Regions from separate parts of the Homo sapiens genome. Here regions 2 and 3 are each linked to region 1. The links are chromatin loops, found by intact Hi-C in ENCODE. Cell type or tissue: endothelial cell of umbilical vein. All regions are shown on one strand.

Evidence for each region. Peaks named below come from ENCODE experiments on the same cell type or tissue, not always from the same donor. Only the 100,000 strongest peaks of a DNase experiment are listed, where the experiment ranks them.
Region 2: a loop joins it to region 1, with 10 times the contacts of the local background. A loop is called at or near these places in 9 of 110 quality-filtered maps.
Region 3: it touches region 1 in a loop (12-fold over the local background); 7 of 110 quality-filtered maps call a loop at or near these places.

The regions. Positions count from the first base shown.
Region 1 is chr2:204,103,497-204,111,496 of GRCh38, forward strand. No RefSeq gene overlaps it. Among named protein-coding and RNA genes, the nearest start is that of ICOS, 170 kb to the left of the region's middle. In endothelial cell of umbilical vein, a CTCF peak has its summit at 4,938 (motif pointing right); DNase peaks (open chromatin) are centred at 5,015, 5,875, 6,265 and 6,955; H3K27ac peaks cover 2,982 bases.
Region 2 is chr2:204,688,641-204,696,640 of GRCh38, forward strand. The region is part of intron 2 of PARD3B (par-3 family cell polarity regulator beta); the gene reads left to right. Among named protein-coding and RNA genes, the nearest start is that of PARD3B, 150 kb to the left of the region's middle. In endothelial cell of umbilical vein, a CTCF peak has its summit at 3,474 (motif pointing left); a DNase peak (open chromatin) is centred at 3,441; H3K27ac peaks cover 402 bases.
Region 3 is chr2:205,922,322-205,930,321 of GRCh38, forward strand. No RefSeq gene overlaps it. Among named protein-coding and RNA genes, the nearest start is that of INO80D-AS1, 160 kb to the right of the region's middle. In endothelial cell of umbilical vein, a CTCF peak has its summit at 3,699 (motif pointing left); a DNase peak (open chromatin) is centred at 3,680; H3K27ac peaks cover 612 bases; H3K27me3 peaks cover 245 bases.

The DNA.
Region 1 (8,000 bases):
TAGTAGGACATCATAGAATAATTGCATCAGTTAGAGATAAGTCTAGTATTTTGATGAGTGGGTACCTGTTAGGCTTTGTATTAAGTTATCTATCTATCTATCTATCTATCTATCTATCTATCTATCTATCTATCATCTTCTAATCTGGACCTTCCAGGGTTAGAGCTTGTCTTTGGATGATAATGCAACTAAAATTCAAATTTGACTCCTACTGCTTTGGAAAAATGTCTCTTATTTTGCAAACATTTTGAAAACGTTGCAAAGGGGAAATTTTATAACACAATGAAAAGACTCCTAAAAAATTCTTCTTTACCCATTTCTCTTCCTAAAGCTCCATACTTTCCCTCAGTCGCTCTGTCTCCACCATTGCACCCATGCCACTCCCCGCCCCCAAATTTCAGTCCCTATGGGACCACTACTTAGTCTTTCACATCTTCTCCCACTTTTTGGGTATTGTTTTCCTCCCTATGTAGCTCCTTGCCCTTAATTCACTCAGTTGAACCCGGAGCCAAGCAGCAGTATACAGAAGCCTCTCAGGAAGGCAGAGAGGAGACACTCCCATACTTACACCATCACATGCTTGGCTCTGCCCCTCATGTATTCTCTCGCTTAATCCCAACAACAGACTGAGAAGGTAGGTATGATACCCATCATTCGATAGATGAGGCAACTGAGGTTTAAACCCAAAGCTGGCTGATTCCAAAGTCTGTGCTCTTAAGTACACTATGCTATATATCAGTGGTTGTCAGACTTTTTGGCATGAATTAAAAGTCATTGAAGGATATTTTTCAAATATGAGGATTCCAAGTTCCTACCCTAGAGTTTCTAATTTTGTTGTATTTCAGTGGGGCTCAGGAATCTGTGTGTTTAACCAGCACTTAGGTGACTCCAGTGCAGATAATTCTAATGCAGGTCAGACCCAGAACACACCTTGAGAAACACTGCTAATAAATCCTTCTATGGGGAAGATCACTGGGAACTGATGTAAGACTGAACTATCATATGCATACAGGGTTATATTTTTAAAGTACAGCATGTGCTACTACTTCCCACAGATGTATGGATTTTATGTGTTTGAATTCTACATAACCACTGTGGTCTCTATTGGTTTTGGACACAGTGCATTAGTAAACATAATATTATTTAAACTTTCACACTATGAGAAAAGATTTCAGTCCCTTTGCTATAATTCAGAAATAATATAAAGGTGTATCCCATGGTGTTTCAGGTTTAGAAGCCATTATAAAAAGCCATTTGTGGTCTCTGACAGTAACTTTAATTAAGAACAGTGCTTCTTCTCTAGTGGAAATTTTTTGGGGAAAAAAGAGAAAATGAAAGAAAGTGCAGCTAAGTTACAACCTTCAGAGGTTAATTTCTCAGAATGATTTTGTTTCTAAGTTGATATTCATTTGGGGAAATTATTCATCTTTCAAAAGCAGCGTAGGGTCATACTCTCTCAGAAACAGAGATCAGTGGTTCCAGAGGGTTCTCGGAGTTGACTCAAAGTGAACAGGAAGACCCTTGGCAAGGCTGGAGCTGGAGGTTGCTGGAGTGAGGAGGGTCTTGAGAGGAAAATTCCCTGTGTCACAATTTTGCCTTTGTCTTCATTCAGCCTTCTCTGGGCTTTGGGTGGGAAACAAGTAGGACTGACTGTTTATAGGGCTGCCTTCCGTTAACGCTGTGAAAAGACCAGTGAGGGGCTCTGATTCTTTTTCATCTCCAACATTTACCGTTTACTTTGATGAATCCTTCTTCCCCACTGCCCCCCACACTGCCTGCCGCCATGACAGTAATGGAGTGTTATGGGTAAAGACTTTGGAGCCAGACATGTGGGTTTAAATCTTCAGTTCCTCCTCTATAACACGGAAGTGGTAACTCATTGGATTTCGGTGAAAAACTAAATATATGTCAAGTCCTTAGCAGAGTGTCCAAAATATTGAAAATGGCTCTATGAATGTTAGCTATAATAAGGTTAAATTATAACTTAAAGTAAAATTTGCTATATGCCATTAAATGCCACAAAATGTGCAATCTTTATTCAACACATACGTGAGGAACACCTACCCTGGCCAGATTGTGGAGCCCAACAGTGAATTAGTCAGACATGTCCCTGCCCCGGAAAACTTACATTCTAGGGAGGAAAACAGATATTAATAAAATACTGAGCACATTTTGGTAAGTTAATATTCTCCCCAGTTGATAAGGAAACACGAGCTCAAAGAAGTTAAGGAACTTAGCAAAAATTCAAGCCCTGTATACAGCAAATCAGAGATTAGAATACAATTCTGCCTGACTCCCTAATTCATATTTCATCTACCACCATGTGGCTTCAGCAATAGAGGATTTATCTTCTGTAGGTTTAAATGCCTTCCCCATCTCTACCACCACGAAAGGGCCTGATTGCATTCTTTATACTGTGTGTGTAAACAATTTCTCACAGACTGGGAGCTGAGAAAATTAGGATTTATTTAATGTTTGGGAAATGTAAAGGTAAAGAGAAACCTTTGATTCATGTGATGTTTTGGTTTAGTTGCTCAAACCCTAAATTTAAAAAAAAACAACCACAAAAATCAGAGACTGGGGAGGAGCAAAGGTCTTAAAACATTCTTCAGGTATTTTTAGTTACAGCTCAGAAAGCCATAAAGAAAAAGTTATAAATAAAAGTGCTTGATCCTGCACAGTACTCATTTACTAGGAAGACGCTATATTATGCAAAAGCATACTTGAATGCTATTCAGTGAAACAGGTAGAAATAAGCTTTGACATATATCACAGCACATGGCTAAATCTGGTGTGGAAAAACCCCACAGCATTGCCATCACAATGAAATAAATTATTCTTTTTATTTTTTCAGTTTTCCTGATTTAAGCCTTATAGTTGTTTCTGTGAAGTTTTACAACTTTCTTCTGCAACCAACCCTTCTAAGGAAGTTGAGGATTTCTTCTCTCTGTTTTTCCCTCATCATCTTCTAATGATAATATAGAGATCAAAACTCAAGTGGTAAAAAGGAGGTAAGAAGAGAAAGTAGGAGATGAGTAGAATATGCGAGAATGAACTAATTAACTACATCAAAAGGGTGGGGCTGAAGACACTTTCATTCACCCAGTCTTCCAAAGCTATTTGTTTGTTTTTTGAAACAGAATCTTGTTCTGTTGCCCAGGCTGGAGTTCAGTGGCACGATCTCAGCTCACTATAACCTCCACCTCCCAGATTCAAGCGATTCTTGTGCCTTGGCCTCCCGAGTAGCTGGGATTACAGGCATGTACCACAACACCCCACTAATTTTTGTATTTTTAATAGAGACGGGATTTCACCAGGTTGGTCAGGTTGGTCTCGAACTCCTGACCTCAAATGATCCTCTCATCTCAGCCTCCCAAAGTGCTGGCATTACAGGCATGAGCCACTGCCCGGCCTCCAAAGCCATTTGTTTTGTTTTGTTTGTTTTGCTAAACAAAGAGTTTAGCAAAAAGGACCAGAATATAACAGCCAAATCTAAATTTTTTTTAAAAAATACTAGTAACAAATCAATAGCTCTTATTAGGAAAGTCGATAAATGTCAGCCAGGCTCACAGTGACTAGGACAGAGTTAATGAACTTACTGTCCATCCAAAGGGTCATCCAGAGCCTTACTGTCCTCACACTCAGCTCTATATGCGAGGTGCTTGACAGACAACATCTGGTTAGTTAAAATAAATAATTTTAATTTCTTATAGATTTAATCAGAGACTGGGTCTCGCTATGTTGCCCAGCTGTTCTCGAACTCCTGGCCTCAAGTGATCCTCTCATCTCAGCCTCCCAAAGTCCTGTCATTACAGAGACGAGCCACCGTACCTGGCTATTACTTAAATAGTAAATTCATTTGGCATTGCCATTTGGTGCTGATGACCCTCTTCAGAGTCTCCCCAGTATCTGCCAAGTTTCCAGACAAAGTCACAATCACAAGGGCATACTCTGAAGAGGCTGTTTATTCGGTACAGATCTTGTGTATTTTTAATCACAACAATTTTCCTTTTATAAAGAAATCTCATTTGACCTCTAAATAGGCCATCATACATTTTATATTTTCTCTGAATTTCTTCTTGGGTTGGGATCCGAATAGTTTTCATCAAGGGTGGATTGCAGTCTTCCTAGGTACATCTTTTTTTTTTTTTTTTTTTTTTTTCAGAAGAGGGTTTACTAATTTTATCAGGTTCTTAAAGAGGTCTGGGAACAAAATAAGGTTTAGGATTATTGGTTTTCCAGTCTCTAATTCTTACCTGTTACCTCTAAGTCCACTCACTATCTTGATCCTTAACTGCTTCCCCTCTTGGAAGCATCTTTGGTCCTTATAGGTTAGTACAGGTTTTTTTCTAGATTTCTGATCACCACCAATCAGAAAATATTTATAAATTATATGCTGAAAGATCTGCAGAATCTTGCAAGCTTTAAAGACTATAGAATGAAATACTCAAATGCTGTATTCTTTTCTCATGTCTGATGAAGATACCTGTGCCATGTATTTTTTAAAATCAAAGTTAAGCCTGCGCAGTTGGGTTCAGTTTAGCTACATGAATTGTTCTAACCCTCATGTTGAAGTCAAATGGTTTCTTCAATGCATTTTTTTTCTGATAAAGAATAAAATAGTGTATATTTTGTAATACCTAGAAAAGAAGTTTTAAAATGTTCTCAACACAAAGAAATGATAAAAATTTAAGGTTTAGATATCCTAAATGCCCTGATTTGATCATTACACATTGTATACATGTATGAAAGTATCACATGTACACCAAAAATATGTACAATTATTATTTATCAATTAAAAATATTTTTTAAGAAGGCAATGAGGTCTTCTTATTTTTCCTTGTAGCCTCAGTATTGACTATGACCACTGAGAAAGCCAAAATCCCCACTCATTCACGGAATGTGGGGGTGGGACCAACCCCCCGAGAATTTCCCTAATCTTCCTCCAGGTGTCAGCACAGGCCCACTCATCTTCCCTCCCACCCCACCCCCTCCTGTCCATTCATAAAGTGGAGGGTGATTTGTGGTCTGCCTCACTGTGATTGTAGAGGAAAACAGCCATCTTTGCTTGTCTCTGCACTAGATTTGTTTTTCTAATTTCTTTTTACTTGAAGGTTTACCAGCTGCTTTATTACCAGAGCGAGGCTTCCTTGCAGTCTCTTTTCTTTTTCCTCTCCCCCTCTGTTCCCCTCCTTTTTGTTCCTAGAGACAATCAGTGTCTCTGGTCCCAGCTGCCACTGCTGATTTTTCATTACAGTTTAATTTAAAACTGGGATTGGAATGGAAATGTCTTTTTGCCATTTGGGGTTTGTGAGGCCTGTGGTTTTATTGCCAAAGGCACAAATGTTAGTTACTACTGTTTTTCCAGAGTTTGCTGGGGAGGGTGAAGGGGTATAGGAGAGTAGGAGGGAAGAAAGACAGACTGACCTAGTGGAAGTGGGAGGGAAACTGGAGGGGGAAATCCCTCTTTCGGAAGGCAACTTTATTCTGCGAATTGTTTTGTTTGATGTTTTGAAGAATACGAGTTGGGTCACGAGGAGGGAGAAATGGCGTAGGATCTCCCCAAATGTGTATTTATGTAGGCTAAATATTTGTCAGCCCTGGAAATGAGATGGCTGAGGGAGGGACGATCACACAGACACAATTTGGAACTAGCACCAATGTAGAGAAAATGGTTTTCTTTTTAAGTAATAGTAACGTCTGTGGCTGATTCACTTGACCACAGCCGTAAATGGGAATACCCAAGGAAGGACTAAACGGTATCTAACCTCAGAGGAAACAAGCTCTACATGTTTCTATGCTCTCACCTAAAAGGAGACATCAGGCATCTATCTGCACTAGCTTCTGTGTTCTCTCTCCTTTTATATTTCTTGGACTCAAGTCCTAGGATTTATTTACAAGCCTCCCTCCAGTCGTATCCCAGTCCAGCTACACAATTAATGTTTCCTATAATCTCTTAGAAGGTTCTTAGTGAATGATTGTTTTGATCAGATTAAAACTAAACAGTCTGCTAAAATTGATGATGTTTTTACCTATCTAAGTGTAAAATTAAGAAGGAAGGACATTCTTATTTGAAAGTAATCATGCAGCAGGCGGTGGAGAGAAGCTGAGGCATTTGCACACCTTGATTTCAATATTTAGCACTGACATTGGAGGCAGTTGTTTCCTGGTTGGGGAGGAATCTACAGAAACCGGAATGTCTTATCTGTCTTGCTAAAAACAATTACTGTCTCTCCTCCCAGCAAGAATCCCGCTCCTCCTGGATACACCAGTTTTGGATGTCAAACCGAATGCTCCATTATCTCTACAGATCGCGCTGACTCTTCACACTGTGGAACATTTCAACCTCCTCTCCAACTGGCCTCAGGCGGCTGTCGGACTGGTGAACTTGTCTGGGGTAAACACATCTCCCTGTCACAGAGCAGCCCAAAGACTCAGCGTGCTTTGCGGGTGCTTAAGGCCTTGTGCTGCCAGTCTGCACATTTTGTGTGCTCTTGGTTAATCGGGACATTTTATCCAAAAGCACATTTCGGCCAGGCTTCCTCTCCTGCAGACTCACCCCCATCCACTCCTTCCCCACCTGTCTAGGGTGTTCTGTTTCCCTGCTGCAGGGCGGAGGGCAGCGGTCCAGGAGCCCCACAATCATCCCCAGTTTCCAAAACTGTTGTGGTTGCCTTTGCAGTTCACACGGACATTCTAGTGGTTGGAATTTGCTCACAGAAGACATTCTACTAATAACAGGGGAGATAGTTCTCATTTGTCTAGTTCAGAGTTCATAGCACACAAAGGGGGAAAGAAAATAATAATAATGGAAACCGTTTTAACCCCACCAGCTGCCCCGCCTCCATCACAACAACAGAAACAAGAACAACAACGACAACTCCCTCACCCTGTGCCCTGTGTGGTTAACTCCAACACAACCACAGCCCCCGTGCCGGAAGCTGTGTGTGGCTGAACGTCCCGATGTGATACTGAAATATGTGTAGAGGAAATGCCTCTTCTGACCCCTCAGTGAAGCTTGAAACTTGAAGGAGCTGATTGACATTTGAAGAAAGCAGCTATTTTTGTGTGTGTGCAATTTTCCCGGATGAAGAAAATTGTCCAGCTCTCCCTCTCCGTTGCTCAGCCCTCCCCCAGAGGCTACATCTCATACCAAGCAGTGGGCTCTAAGGGCAGGTCTGCTTGTGCTGTGAGGACACAGGTGACGTCTTTAAGGACCTTCTTTCCTGCTCCAGTATACCACATGTTGTGGTCAGCTCCCTGTAAGGCAGATATTGCAGCCACCTTTTCTTTCCAGGTTTACCAAAATAAATGCAGGGGGAACTATGGATGGAGCATTTTTTGCCCTGTTTGACAGGAAAGTGGCTGTTTGATCTTCCTTTGTGCTATAGGAATCTTCAGAAATCTCTTGGAAAATCTCATAAACCTATGTTAGTGGCCACATATGGGATCCATTAACTCCTCATTTCTGCTTGTTCTTAGCAAATTTTTGTCTGGTGACAACATAAAAACTTTGGATTGTTTTTGTTTTGCTTCACACCAGAGAGAACTCTGTTGACTGGCTTTAGTTTTGAGAAAATATTCAGCAAAAAGCAGACCGGGTTTGGAGTGAAATAACTAATTCTAAGTAAAGCTTGGTGGAACATTTGGTTCATGAGGAAGTAGGGGGACATTTTTCTTCTTTGGGTTTCAGGGGGATTCCAGAGTTGCCAGTGTTCTGGGAAGACGTCTCCTTTTCTGATGAAATTGAATAAGAAATCCGGGCTTTCTTCCTATCTCCAACTATGTGTATGGTGTGATTTTGGAATAGTGGAGTGGTCTCTCTTAGTTTCTCAATGTTTGTTTTCTAAATAGAGGACAAAGCAGCAACATACTCTTTTGCAAGACACGCCAATATCCTTAGATAAAAAGGTGTTAAATAATGACATCATACCAGTATTTGGAACTAAAATTACTCGTGTATGACAAAAACCAGATTGGAGGATGTTAACTCAAAGTAG
Region 2 (8,000 bases), 590 kb after region 1:
CTTAAGATTTCTTTATAGTCCATATGTCTATTGTGGAAAGAAGGCCCTGCCAAATTTCATTTTACCTTACTTTTTGGCAGTTTAGATTAAGAAGTAACTATAAGTGATGCTTTGTGGATGCTTAATGACATATCAGTCTCACTCAGGATCCTTTGAGGCGGTATTGAGCTTAGACAAAATAACAGTTCACCTGTTTGCAAATTGGCTACCTAATAATCTTTGGCATTTAAAATGTGGATAGAGAACAAGTCCAAAGAGGCACGGATAGATGCACATAATCATTGTGCTAACCCCAAAATATCTCACCTCCTAGGAAAGACTCTCACTCCAGGTGAGAAGTGGCATTAAGGAACTGTTGGTCTATTGCAGCATATCAGGCAGGAAAAACAGAAACTTAGAAAGCAGGGGAGGCTGGGCCATTTAGTGTATGGTAACACCATCCCATACACTTCAGTAAAGGTAGAAACTAGAGGTTAAATGATATTGTACTTCAAATTAGAGAAGGCTCTAACAAAGTTCAGCCAGTGTTCTTAAGAAATGACTTTTAAAACTTGTGCCTAAAGTGGTTTGTCTGTGGTCTTACTTCTATTATTCCTTTGGCCAACATAGTGCTTGGCGCATACATGGTATCTGCTTGGGAGCTTTGGTTTTTTAAACTTGCTTTCCTAGTACAGCTTCCACGGGGACCAAGTCTCCACTGTGTTACACTACTTCTAGCCTATATGTGTCAAAATATTATTGGAACAGCTTTGGAATATTGCATCTTATGATAACTATTTGTATAAAATGTTGTGCTGAAACTTAATAATTATCTGGTTGTGACAGTTATTCTCAAGATTCTTCAGTTTGTCTATCAGTCTGATGATTCGAGTTCTTTGGGATAAATATCTAAGAATTGTAATTTTACACTCATGTCTCCTCTCTGGTTGCTAAAGGCTACCAACTTAGTTCACCCAATAGTAACAACCTAATCATTGATGACTAGCAATGGCCCAGAATGTCTTTGGCCCTTATTTATTCTACGTTATTTTAAAGCAATCCTGAAGACAAGAGCTAGTGTTATCCCTATTTTTAATTTCCAGAATAATCACAGAAATTGTAAGTAACTTGCCCAAGATCACACAGGTAGTAAATGGCACAATCAGACTCTGGAACCTAGAATTTAAATTTCTGTAATCTTATTTCTTTTCTTCTCTGATGTGTCAAGCAGTTTGGCGCTTGTATCTATAATTTCTATTACGAAAATTCATCAGTCATAAATTAACATGAATTTTGCTTTTACGTAGTCACCACCATTGCTAAGAAAAGGTTGGTAATAGACCAAACTGTTGAGTATAACAAAACAGTTGAGTATACAATTTATTTATAAATTAATTCAGAATTAATATGCCATACATATTTAATATATTTCAACCCTGTTTGCCTATAGCCTGCATCTAGTTTATTGTAAAGGCTTGTCAGCTCTACCTCTGTTGCTTTCTTTTGCATCCTCTTTTCTCTAGGACCCAGATTATTTGATTTAGATACAGTTTAATTTCAGTTGGACGCTTTAGACTGCACTTGAAGTCTAACCACCATATGCAATTACAAAGAAAAACAAGTTTGTATTACAGTAACTACTTTTTTGCACCAACTATAGACTGTGCTGTTTTCAGTAGGCAGAGTAATGGCGCCTCAAAAATGTCTACTCCCTAATCTCTACAACCTGTGAATATGAATGTTACATGACACAGCGTCTTTGCAGATGTGCTTAAGGATCTTAAAATGGAGAGATTATTCTGGATTATTTGGATGGACCCAATGTAGTCACAAGCATCCTTATAAATGAAAGAAGAAGGCAGGAGAGTATTAGAGAGATAAATGTGAGAAAGACACACCCAGCCAATGCCAGCTGTGAAGATGGAGAAGGTGCCACCAGCGAAGAATGTAGCTGGCCTCTGACATTGGAATCAGTAAGGGAATGGATTCTCCCCTAAAGCCTCCAGAGAGAACACAGTCCTGCTGATACCTTGATTTTAGCCCAGTGAGACTTGTTTCAGATTTCTTAACTGTCAGATAATAAATTTGTGATGTTTTAAGCCATTGCATTTGTGGTGACTTGCTACAGCAGCAATAGGACACTAATACATACACTGCCTCTTTTCCCATTTTAACTTTTAAAGTGATGTTAGTCTTCTCAAATTTCATATTGACTGGGCATTGAGATCCTGCAGGATGAGATAAATGCTTTGTACTTCAGATGGGTTCCTTGTTCTTTGCCTTCCTCCCAAAGTCCATCACAAATGATCCTCAGTTTATTGGGTGAGCCTTCACTCTTTGAGACTTGATCTTTAAATATCTAATTATGCTGTTATCGTCTATAGTGTAGAAATTATTTCAAAGTCACAGACAAACAGCCTTGTTCACTTATCAGTTTCTCGCTGCAGTATGTAAAGGCCCTAAGAAGTCTGAAGACTGATGCTTAGTAAACCACTGCAAAGCTTAATGCTTCCTTCCTTTTAAGTGAGCATGAGAGCTTCTGAGTATTAAGCTTTTTAAAATGATTATTTTCTTTGGTAATTGCCATTATTAATTTTTGGCTGGGTTGAAGAAGACAACTGCAATATAACATGAAAACATGGCAGTCTATCACATCTATTATATAAAGTCAATTACTGCCATGGTTTCATTAACTGTACAAAAGTAATACTGTATTATGTAGTAAAGTAACATGGAAAGATGCCTCTGTTCTTGACTAAATTTTGCCTATCCTAGGGGGCTAGTTTGGAGAGATGCCAGTGGTTTTCAGGGCTTCCAAGTGAATTGCCCACTGGATCACATGTGATATCTGGTATTCAAATGTTATAATTTCAGTTCAGTTTTATCTCCTATTAGTTATCAGTCCTTGGGCAAGCTTCTTCATCTCTCTGGTCTTGGTTTCCCCATTTGTAAAATGAATATAATGTTCTTACAGGGTTGGTGTAGGAAAACTAGGTAGGTAAACTATATAAAATTTTAAGTATAGTATAGCATATACTGAGAACTCAAATGCTGTTATATTAATGATACTATGGTAGTGCTATTACAGTATTTTTAATGTAGGTGTTTTGATGTTACCATTAGATGTTTTTAGGTATTTAAACATCAAATAAACTATTTTACTGTATATTTTAACTGCTTTTTAAACAAAACTGATATGAATGAAGTTATTAAATTGGTAAAATAGTTTTATAAGAAGATATTGAATATGACAGAACATTTGGATTAATATATTGTTATTATTTGCGAAATGAAAATGCCAGTATGATTAAACTGGAAATGAGAATCCTTTTATCAGAACATATTATTTGGTAACATAAGGAGCATTTGGAGATGTAACATGATTTTAAAATGGAGACTGGTTTGCGCAATGCTGCATGAACTAGTGACCTAAAGCCAGGCTCTTTATTCTTAAGCCAAATTGCTTTCTGAACACTCTGTTGCCCTCTAGTGGGTCCACAGTTACCTAGAAACCAGCTCACAGGAGCTACTTCCTGAACAGGATGAAGTATTTTGTTCTACTTTATTTGAAAATAATTTTTGCTATGTTTTTTGTTACAACTCACAGACTCAGGCATGGAGAATAAAGCCAGAGTTTGCATATATTTCCCTGTGCTTTTGTGCATCTTCTAGTAAGGGCTAAAGGAAATTCCTTGCATTTATAAAAACTCCTCTTTTAAATTTATTTTTAAATTTAGACTTCTTCCCGCCTACCTGTTTGCTGGCTGAAAGATTAATGGCTGGTGGTGATGAAGTGTGTAACTTATTCAGTCTGTAGTTGGACAATCTATGAAGTATATTGTGTTTTCTGGAGAAGGAGAATGCTAAATTAAGTTAAACAGCTTTTTTTTTTTTAAAGGTCCTGATTTATTTCATTTCTTAGCCCTCATTTTATCAGTAAGATTTCCATCGCAAGCTAAAGTACCTATTTTAAAGCCACAATTAAAAGAAAAACAAATCAGGATATGATGTGTTTTTGTTTTTCCTTCAAAAAGTCTTACTTTGGTTCATGGGAGTTGATGTTATAAAAGCACAAAAGCACATAGAAGAAGTTTGGAGAAGGTTTCAGAAATAAATGCAGAAGCTCCTGAAGAACAAATGAATTACCTTGGTCATGAAATTTTAGCTCAGAATTTTCAAGATTACTCTCCGCTTATAGAATTACAAAATTGTAGAATCATGGATCCAAACAAGACCTCAACAGTCATGTGGATTAAACTCATCATCTTTCAAAAGAGGAAATATCCTACCCAGGAAGAGGTTATAGAACACGATGTCTGTAGCTGATTTAGTTCCTGAGTCCATTTCTGCATTTCCTCCCTAGGATGCTGATAACATCTCATGCAGATCAAAACTACTCAGTTTGAAGTTGGCTTCCTCCATTGACATCCTTGTTTTTGTTGGTTAGTTTCAAGTTGGCTTCTTCCATTGACATCCTTGTTTTTGTTGGTTAGGAGCACCTTCTCCTAGTCTCCCAGACTTGAACTTGCAGTTATTTTAAAAATTTAGTTATTTAATAAAGCCAATTTATTCTTTCCTTTATCCTTTCCCATATGTTTGTTTTTGTCTTTGAATTTCCACAGCTACCAAATTTATATCCATAATATTTCAGGCCAAGGTTACTGTAATTGACAAGAAATTGGTCGTCTTGTTTTTAGTCTCTTCCTTACCTGTCAGCTGTTTTTGTGCCTCGTATGTAGGCAGAATGGTTAAGATCTTGGATTCTGGACAAAAAAGTCAGTTCATTTCTTGGCCCTGTTATTTGTCTAGTTTTGTCCAAGTTGCTAAACCTCTTTGTGCCTTAGTTTCATCATGGATAAGTGGAACTAAAAATAGTACTAATTATGTAAGTTAACACGAAGTGTTCAGGAGAGCACCTGGCCTGTAGTAAGTCATCAATTGTTATTGTAATTAACACACTATTAATAATGTAAATTACATTATTTAAAAAGTATTGCTTAAATCATATTGTTCCTTTTAGTGTATACTGCATCAAGTCCAAACTTTGTAGCCATTTAGAGGCCTCACAATGCCTCCAAACTTTCTCTAAACCCACTTCAACCGCAGTGGTGGCGAAACTACTGTACGATTTATTATGTATCATGGACTTTCTAGCTCCAAAGCTTTTTTTCTTAATGTTCCGGTTGTCTGCTATATCCTTGTCCCTATTTCCTGCCCATCGAAGATTCAGTTTATGTTGTATTTTGTATTATTCAATATTAGCTCCATGAGGAGGGGGTCTTTGCTTTATTCACTGCTGTATTCCCAGTGCCTGCAGCAGTGCCTGGCATTTCCTAGCTGTTCAAATAATTACAGTCAATGAATGAACGTATGCTTTGAGGTTTTGAATAAGCCATTCAACCACTTGTAACTCCAGTTTTTCCATTGGTAAAATGAGAGTGATAAATGATATCGTTCACATCGTATTATTGGGAAGGTTGAAAAAGTGTGCAGGAAAATACAATGGAAATTACAAAGCACTATATACGTGTAAAAAATGTATCTATTCCTGCTGTTCAGTTCTTATGAATTTTTCAAGATCAAGGTGAAATTGTATTTTATCCCAGTCAACATTTGTAAATCATCTCAATCTAAAGTAAATCCTCTGTGCTCTGAAATTTTATAGAAACGATTAAGTGGTCTTTTTTTCTTTTTCAAATGTTATTGGCTAGTAACATTTACCACTTACCATCTCGAAGTTCTTAAGAATTTTATTGTTTAACTTTTTAAGTCTTGGTTTGTCTGTCCAGGTGTCTTGTGTGCTGTTTTAGGACTGGGATGATTGTTTAAAATATTTTTTAGCCCATAGACTTCTTACCTGTAGTTCAGTGTTTCATAAACATGTTTAATTTTAGTTAGTGATAGAGTGGGAACTAGAATTGAAGATTTCTAATTGACTACCTTTTTCTTCCACCAAACTACGTTGTCTCTTTGAAATATTTTATTAGGAGACAGTTTGTGGGCATGTTTCAACCTCAGAGAAGAATTTTGGAATCAATGCCTTTGTGACCTTACTATAGCTAAGGCAAATAGTGTCAAGAGATAGTAACTTAAACTACAGTAATCTTGATGATGGCCATGTCAGATATGTGCCTTCCGCAATTTAGTTGGTTGACAACTATAGTGTGTATGGGTGTATGTGTGTATGTACGTATGATGAGAGAATCTGTGCACAGATGTATGTATGTGGAGGAGTGTGTACACTTGCCCTGAATTTGTTTGCTTGTTGTGTACAATTGTGACACACAGGTTTCATCAGAGGTTGGAATGACATGATCAAGCTCTATGGTATTATTAATTTAGCTAAGCATTTGAGTACAGTGAAGAGTAAACCATAAGAAAATGTTTGATATGTGTGTAAAATTTTAAGTTTGGTTGGAGGGAAAAACCCAATAAAATTTGAGATCACAATAATGCTTTACTTAGAGCTAAAAATGTAATTCAAAATAAGAGTCAATGAACACTTTCATCTTTACAGTATGCCTTTCACCATATGTTACATTACTGGACCCAGTTCTACCAATTTTCTCTCTCACATTAGCTTCTTTTGAAGCTATTTGTATAGGCATATCTTTGGCCTAGGGGTATGGGACCATTATTTTTTTTTAATATACATCTGTTTTTTTACTTATGTAACTTACGAATTACAATCTCATTGTAATACCTAAAATTATACCAAATGGAAGACTACTTAAGCTATAAAACATCTTCTTTTAAAAATGCAAATGCCTGTGAGTACTAGTGTCAGTCACCAGTACCTGTGTGTATTGATTCAGATCGTGCTCCACTAATACCTAGCTGAAATCAGCTTCACTAAAGCAGTATTGTAGAGTGTCATGTGGCAGAGCACAGGGCATTGACAGTTTGAATGTAGGTTTTTCTTATTTTAAGCTGTCTCAACCTCAGTTCTCATGTTTATAAAGTCAGCTTTTAGGAGGAGGATCAAATGAAATGAAAGAGTGTGTGGTAACATTTTGAACTGTGATGTATCACACAAATATATCACTTTTATTCTTTCCTCGTGTAGCAGCAGCCCTGAGGTATTTAAGCAAACATTTCTGCATAGCCCAGAAAGGGCTTGTGGTGGTATGAGAACACTGAGCCAGGAACAGAGGAATGTCAGAGAGGTTTGGAAGGGAGGAGGATGGTTATGTCAAAAGGCCACTCTTCTCTTCTTGCCATCTAGTGAGGTGTTCAGGAAAGAGTTAGTGCTGAGAGTATAGGGAGAAGTAGTTTTCTGAAACAAAAATTGCATTTTTCTTTAATAAGTGAATGTGGGTGGTAAGAAGGGATATCAGAACTTCCAGGTACAGACCATCAAGGAAGGTGAAAACTAAAGTACAAGGATAGTTGTTCAGAATCTTCCCAAGATTCCAGAACCTTGATAACGTCTGCATAGGTTATCAGGTATCATGTTTGCTGCCTATTTCTTAATGAGTAACAGCGGGTTCTATAAAATGGGAGGTGGGTGCTTTGAAACAATAGGGAGTATCGGGGGAGGTATCTCTATCTTAGGTTAGGAAAAATCTCAAGAAATAAAATGGAAAGTTGTGAGAAAAACAGCTGACCTTCCGTTAAATCATGACCTGAGGTCTCATGATTTAACGGAAGAAAAAAACGGAAACAAAAAACAGGTCAACAGGACACTGCTCAGTATGGGCAAATAACCACTGAACCTTAAACAAGCAACTATTTAGTTACTTGATAGTTTCACCAAGAGATATTTGCTATTGAGCAATTTAATGGGAGTAACCATATACCAGACTCTTAATTTACTATGCTGGTTCTCCTATTTCCAGGACCTAAACTCACTTTATATTATTAATTAGCCATATTGTGAATCCAACAAGACGTTTTTGACTTCTCTTGGAATCAAACTGATGTTTGTCACACTTTTATGAGGTACCTGTTCCAAATTCTATATAAACCGCTTGTACTTATAGATACATTTTTAGTAAATAAGAATATTCAGTTTCCTTAAG
Region 3 (8,000 bases), 1.8 Mb after region 1:
CACAAAAATCCAGCATGTAAAGGATTCAGGAAGGCACTCTAAGAAAAGGACTTGAAATTGCAGAAGACCTAAGTGTGGAGGAGAATCAAGGCCAGAGAGGGACTCTAAAGGCTATGATATTTAGACATGAACCAGCACTTGTTCAGGCAATTTAACTTGTGAGGTTTTTGAGACAGGGCCTCACTCTGTTGAGTGAGGCTGGAGTGCAGTGGTGTGATCTTGGCTCACTGCAACCTCTACCTCCCAGGTTCAAGCAATTCTCCCACCTCAACCTCCCTAGTAGCTGGGACTACAGGTGTGTGCCACCATGCTCTGCTAATTTTTCTATTTTTTGGTAGAGAGAGGGTTTCACCATGTTGGCCAGGCTGATCTTGAACTCCTGACCTCAGGTGATCTGCCCACCTCAGCCTCCCAAAGTGCTGGGATTACGGGCATGAGCCACTGCACCTGGCCATAACCTGTTTAATTTTTAAACAGAAAAAAAAAATGAAAAGAGAGAGAGACAGTTAAGGTCTTTTTTTTTCTTTTGAACAGCAAAGTACTCAACCAGGGAATGCTCTCTGCCCCCACATCATCCATCATATGATGCTGCACGTTTTCTGAGACCACCAACTGTGTATGAGTGTGGAATTTTTCCCTCAAGGAAAGTGGCTGAAACTCAGTCACATGAGACTCCTATAACTGTGCTGGACAGAGCTGAGGAAAGATGGAAAGACACTCTGGGGAATGCTCTGCCTGGTGGGAGGGAAGGCGAGATGACCCAAGGGTGCTGAGCTCTTCAAGCCTCACATCTCTGATTCCATACACAGCATCCTGGAAGGGACACATCTCACCCAGCAGGTACACCATGGAAGGCATCCAAGGTCCCATGGGCCTTGGGGACCGGGCACCACTTTAAGGCATGTCTGGCTCCTCACCAGCATGGCGGGCCCTGCTGACTGAGGCATAGGGAGGCCACACGGGCTTCTGCCTGGCACAGCCAGGACCACCCTAGGCACCAGGATGCTCAGAGCCCACCCCTTGGCATGCTGCCCAAGCTGATGGATTGCATCCTGTCAGGATATTGATCCTGATGAACTAGGAGACCCTTGGCTATGATTAAATGAACCTGAGCATAAAAAAAGTCATGAGCTATAGATGATACCCTGCCACTTGGGAGACATTGCCAGAAAATCAACTCCAAACAGCTCTAATGGAATGTGATCGAGACTTTAAGCATCTAGGGAGCGGGGTGAGAGGAAGTTCTTCACAGCCAGAGATGCCTTCCAGAGTCTGGAAGGCCCATTCACTCGGCCTGCAAACCCTGAGTCTGTGTGCCTACGGGCAGTGCTTGAGTCCTTCCAGACCCAAGGCTGAGCCCGAAGAAACGGAAGGGCCCCTCAATAGCTTCCAGCCATGGGAAAGACTTGTGCAGAAGTGGATAGGGAGGTGGATAATGTGGCATGGCTCTTCGGTGGGATCTGAAAACCTGAATGAAGCTGCATCAATGCAGTTTTCAGGATGTGTCTTCACTGAGGGCAGGTTCTGCGTCTAACTCACCTTTCTCTTCCCCACATCAGATATTCCACCCGACAACACGCTTCCATTCTCACTGAACCCAGTGAAGCTAGTGGGCAGAGTCCAGTGCCCTCAGTCACTCAGTGTGCCTCCAGCTGACACCCCTGAGCATGTACTGTGTGCCAGGAAGACCTCGGAGCTCTGCCCTATGGAGCCCCCATGCTGGGAGGAAGAACAGGGAAAACACAGCGAGGCCACGGCTAGGAAAGTTACAATGCAGCGTGATGGACACAACGACAGAAGAGCCCCACTCCACACCCAGGCAGGGAGAGAGGTCAGCTGAGGAAGATTCTTGGGGGCCCAGTTGTGATTCTAGGAGAAGAGAGCGAGCTCCTGGGCCTGGGGGAGCGGGATGACAGCCACAGGGGTTAGAGCTTATAAGACTTGTGATTGGTTTTCTTCACAAAAATCACAACAGGATGAGAAGCAGAGGAGTGACACCATCACATCCACATTTAGCAAGTTCTTTTTTTTTTTTTTTAGATTGAGTCTTGCTCTGTCACCCAGACTGGAGTGCAGTGGTGTGATCTCTTCTCACTGCAACTTCTGCCTCCCAGCTCAAGTGATTCTCCTGCCCCAGCCTCCCGAGTAGCTGGGATTACAGGTGCATGCCACCACACCCAGCTGATTTAGCAAGTTCTTTCTGACTGCATTTGGGGACGGGATGGAAGGATGGCAGAGGGAGGAGCCTGGAGGCAAGGAAAGCAGGTGGGGGGTGCCCACCTGGGGGGCTGTGGGGAGGTGGGGAAGGGGTACAGATGGAAAGCTCTGTATTGACTGTATTCCCTACTGGCTGTGAGGAATAAAGGAGGAGAAGGAGGCAAGGGTGGCGCCCTGGGTCTGCCTTGGAAGCCTGGTAGCAAATGGTATCATGGGTGAGGTAGGAAATTCAGGAGCAGGGCAATGGAGAAGAAAACTGCACCAACTCAGGTCAGAGCATGCTGAGCTTGAAATACTCCCGGGAGGACTCTGTGGAATGGCGCCGTGGGCGGCTGACCTCTGGATCCAGAGCCCTGGACAGAGGCGGGAAGTGGGCCGGGATCTAGGAACCAGCAGGGGAAGCTGACACCTGGTAGTCAATGTTCTCCAGAGAAAGCACACGGGGTTATTTAAAACAAGCACCACAGCAAAAGAATAAATTGGTATGGCTAAAACCCAGGAAACACCCACGTTTAAGAAAAAGTAGAAAGGGAAAAAAAATCCACAAAGGAGACGTTTTAAAAGCCTGAGAAAGAGAATAAAAACCAGGAGAGACTGATGGCATGAAAACAAAGGGGGCCGGGCGCGGTGGCTCACGCCTGTAATCCTAGCACTTTGGGAGCCCGAGGCGAACGGATCGCTTGAGCCCAGGAGTTTGAGATCAGCCTGTGCAACATGATGAAACCCCATCTCTACCAAAAATACAAAAATTTGCTAGTTGGTAGGCCACTTGGGAGGCTGAGGTGGGACGATCGCTGGAGCCCAGGAGGTCAAGGCTGCAGTGAGCCGTGATCACACCACTGCACTCCAGCCTGGGCGGCAGAATGTAAGACCCTGTTGAAAAGAGAGAGAGACCTCAAGGACATTGAGTCTGATTTGATCTTCACAGCAGCGTTATCGTTCCCATTTTACAGAGAAAAGCTGAGGTCCAGAGAGCCAAGGAGATTAAGCAACCTGCACACTCTCTTACTTTAGAAAACAGGCTCACGTCATCTTCCCATAGCTGCCTCCCACGGGCTCTTAAGTAAGTCCCTTCCTTCCCTTCCTTCCTTCCCTTCCTTCCCTTTCTTTCTTTCTTTCATAGAAACCTCCTCTTCGTGGTAAAAATAAGTAACCGGGATAGAGTATTCCACACTAATGTTAAGAAATGAACTGAAGAGATTTCAGGCCTTGGGGGAAGACCAACATTTGTTTAAATCCTTCAGGCCAGCCCCAGCCCATGCCCTCCACAATCCTGGAGGCTCATCCCTGACAGGTCTACAGGGGTGAGAGTCTGAGAGAAGGGTGGAAACACGGTAGCCCGAGAGACACCCAGAGGGCTGTGTGGGCTACGCGACTTCCCGCGTGGGTGGAGGGGTCGGGCAGGGTCCCTCCCGGTCCGGGGCCGCTTCTCGAGACAGCCGGGCATCCTCCCTCCCGTGAGCGAGCCTGGAGCGCCACCTAGTGCCCGCCAGCAACATGAACACACGCCAAGGAGCGCTGCCAGCGACAGGAGCTGGGCTCCCGGTGTTTGCTCCGTGGTGCTTCTGTCCGAGAGACCCTGGAACATTCTCAAGTTGTGCGTCTCTCAAATCTTCAGTCTAGTGTGGCCAGTTCCGATGATCTGAAAGGTTTTCCAAAGAGATCTTCTGTGGCCTGAGCACCGGGAATGAGGACAACAGCGGGGAAAAATAACAACTACAAGAGTGACCAAAACCCTTAAAAGGCTGAGACAGATGGACAGCCCTGGAAGAGAAACCCAGTGTCTCAGGGAGAGCTAATAAAAAACTTAAAGAGAAGCAAACATCAACCTTGAAAGCAGCCGCCTTAAGCATTAATACCAGACATGCTGAGTGATATATCCGATGGACAAAATTATTTTCCCATGAAAAAAGGGAGAAGCGAGAGGAAAGGAAAGGGAAAAGACATATGCATGTCCATGAGGGAGTTTTTAAAGGGTAATAACAATACAGAAAGAGAAAAGTGCATGGTCCTTTGTAGAAATGGGGATGGGGCTGCTTGATTTAGGATTCACCTGATGTGGGAATGATGGAATTTCGCTCTGCACCCGGCATAAGAGTAAATCAGTCCTGAAATGTACCAGAGAAACCAACAAACACAACATTACCTTCTCCTGCATCTCTCATGGAAAGTGTCCCGAAGAGGCTCAGCAGAATGGAATTGAGCTGAGCTGCGATGAGAAGGCATATACACTATAAAGAAACATTCTATATAGAAGCAATCAATCCAAGGTGATTCATGCAATCAGCCAGTCAGAGGTGTAAATCCCACGGGGTGCATGAGGTATGCCACAGCCTGGATGCCTATTTTCTGGGGGCAATGAATGAATGGATTTCTCCCTCCTTCCCAGGCTCCAGTGCTTTTAGCAATTGGCACTGTGGCAGGATTTATACCATGGTTCTTGTAAATTGTACCTTCTCTCTCTCCTTTTCAAAGATTTCTTTCAATAAAATGCAGATGGAATTGTTGGAGAGCTGCTTTTCATGTGTTTATAGGTTACTTCTGCTCGGTTGCTTGTGCAGGTGCGTGTCTCTAGGCCTCTTTGTTTTTTATTTTCTCTGCCTATTAGGGAAATGGAAACATATGGATTCCTTGTTTGGGCCCAGCGGACCTTATAGAATAGGATCCCTGTTGCCTTCCTCACACATCTTCCTGTAATCACATGTCTCTGAATTAGCCTCTTAATCTCCCAGTGGAAAAGCCGTAATACAGGGAAATACAATAAAATGCATATGCATTCTGAATGCCAAAGCATTTACAAAGTAGATGGGAATGTGGTCATTTATACAACTGTGTAAGGACAGTCTTAGCTGGCATTGGTTACAATATGAATAAAGAAGTAGACATTCAAAATGGCAGACATATCTGGTGGTCCAGCAAGCTAATATTTTCAAGTCTAGCTAGGAGAAAAGAAAAAATAGTACTGAAGTGCAAAGAAACTGGAGGCTTGGATTTGGATCTGAAACTCCAACATAATCATTTCCAGGTTACATGAGCAGTTTAATGCAGAGATTTCATGACTTTTCTTCACCTGGAAGATGAAGAATCTAGAAACATATGTGGAGTGTTCTCAGAAATGCATAGAAACAAATGGTGAAGGCCTGCTATAGGTAATATCCCCATGTTTTAATTCCCATTGTAAATAAAGATCCCATTTACTGAAGGCGGCATATGTTTTATTAATATGCCCCACTACGGCCCTTTAGGAAGAGGCAATAAGCAAATGTTCACCCAAGAGGCTGTCCACCATCCCCAGCAGAGTGCTTATTAAGACTAATAGGAACATACAGCATCTATGTTGCGAAAATTTCAGGAAAAGAAAAGCCCTCAGCTAGAGATGGTTGTTTTGCAGTCCTTCTTCCAAATCACTATAAGGACAGCCTGGCCTCATCAGGAAGGTGAGGAGGTAAAGCGCACAGACGACCATCTCCACCATGCCTGGACAAAAAGACAGATGTATCCTGTGAGGTCTCAAGCTGGCAGTGTTATGCGATTGGGAAGCCCCAAATGATGTACAGAGGTTCAGACCAAGATGCGGCTCAGTCCCCCTGTGCTTCTCTGAACCTTTTGGAAACACTGCCAAAGTGGCAGGTGATGAAGTCACACTCTGGAGCCCTGACAACAATGGCCCCTGACCATCTTCCTGATACGATGGGTGGGAAACCTGCTCTTCTTGATGGATAGATGAGACTCGGGTGGGGCAGTGACTTTCAGACCCTCACAACCCCTTCCCTAGACTGAACCTAGGATAGGAAGGTAGGAACCCCTCAGGAAGAATCTGAAGAGATTCATTGTGTGTAATGAATGATATTACTGCATCTGAAGACTGGAGAATCATTGTATGTAATGAATGATATGACTGATGGCACCTTTTTCTCAGACGAACAAAGAGCAAACAGGGAAAAGAACCACCCACAGTGTCTGCATGGAAAACTCTTACAAGTGACCCACATGACTTGAACTTGATTCTTCTCCTCTCCAATTCATGAATCCAATTCTATACTAGCTCCTTCTCTAAAGAGAGTAAACACCATTGTCGAGCAGTGAGGTCCTGACCAATGGATTGACCTGCTCCAGTTGTAGCCCGAGCTCAGCTTTGAATGCATAACCTCAGGCAGATTGTGTGACATTTTGAGCCTGTTTCCAAATCTGCAAAATGAGATGGTTGAGCAAGGTGATTTCTAAAATTGTTTTCAGTCTTAACATGTAGGACTCTACGTATTTTGTTGTTTTGATTTTTTAATTTATATATTTTTTATTTTCACAGACAGGGTCTCACTATGTTGCCCAGGCTGGTCTTGAACTCCAGGACTAAAGTGATCTGCCCACCCTGGCTTCCCAAAGTGCTGGGATTACAGGCGTGAGCCACCGTGCCTAGCCTTGGACTCTACGCATTAACAGTTAAATATTAACATTAACTCTTAGGATGTGCTGCCTGTGCCAGGCAAATAGGATACCCATGACTTAGGTGAGCCCAGAGGTGGTTTCCCGACAGAGCAGGGTTTGTCCCCCCACCCTTGTGTGGATTCCCCTTCTGACCCCTCAGCCCTCATTCAAGAGGTGGCTGGCCAGAAAAAAAAGGATTGCATGTGTTTTGTCGTGGAAGCATTTTCTCATTTGGTCTCTTATTGCCAGTAGGAAGATATAATAAATACTAATTAAAATAACTTGATGCAGCATTTTTCATCTTGACAAATAGCTTGTCCCCCATCTTTACACAAACAAATTAGAAAAAGCATATGAGGATATATGGCTCTAGACAGAGTAAAAGAACAGGAGCTATACCATGCACTTAGTATATGCCACCAGTTGTACAGTGAGCCTGTGACTGCAGCTATTTCAAATGTAATTACCTCAGTCACCCCCCACTGGGCAGGGACTCTTAAGGTCTGCTCAGCTTCTAGTGCATGGCTGGTGCTCAATAAATGACAAATGCAATTATAATAATTAATAATTCATATATTAATAATGCAATCCCTTTCCCGCGCTCAGTAATTGCCGCCAACAAGCCATGCACACACAGGAACTGGCACTGCCAGGCGCCCGGGAATTTCTCCACACTTCCATAAACCTGTGTCCAAAGGTCACCTTGAAGAGGCAATCACAGCCGCCTGTTAGTCTAACAAAGATGGCTGGTTTAAATGCTTCATTTTTTTCCTATCGCCTTCCCGTTTCAAATATTTACAGCTCTCTTCGAGACCCAGCCTTGAGAAATAAATGCCCTGTTGACACAGTTGATAGCAGTTGATAGCTGTGGAAGATCCTCCTTGTACTCCCAGGAGGCACTGCAGTCACCTCCTTTATCCCAAAACTGCAGAAAGTTCAAGGAATTGAAAGGTACACCCAGACTTGAGAGCCTTGAGGTGTAGACAGAGCCACTTATCTGGGGTGAATTGGTGAACTCGATTTGGCACATCCTCATCCCACAGTGAACAGATCGTTCATTTTGGAGACAGTCACAAAAATCAAAAGCTCAAGCAGGTTATTAATACCCTAGCAAGTCTTCCCAGAAGAGGGCTAATGCTGATTTATTTATCTCATCTGTGCTTTCTTTTTTCCTGGCATTCTTTGATTTTTCACAACGCAGGTAATTCTACTCTGATCAGAACTCACTCAAGTTGCCCAATGAATTTCAATTGCCAGTTTTAGTTTTCCAACTGGCCTCTCCTCCCCGGACATCCATGCGATTTCCAAACTGAGATTAAACCTCAGTGTTTCTGACTCCCCACAACCCCATCCCCCAA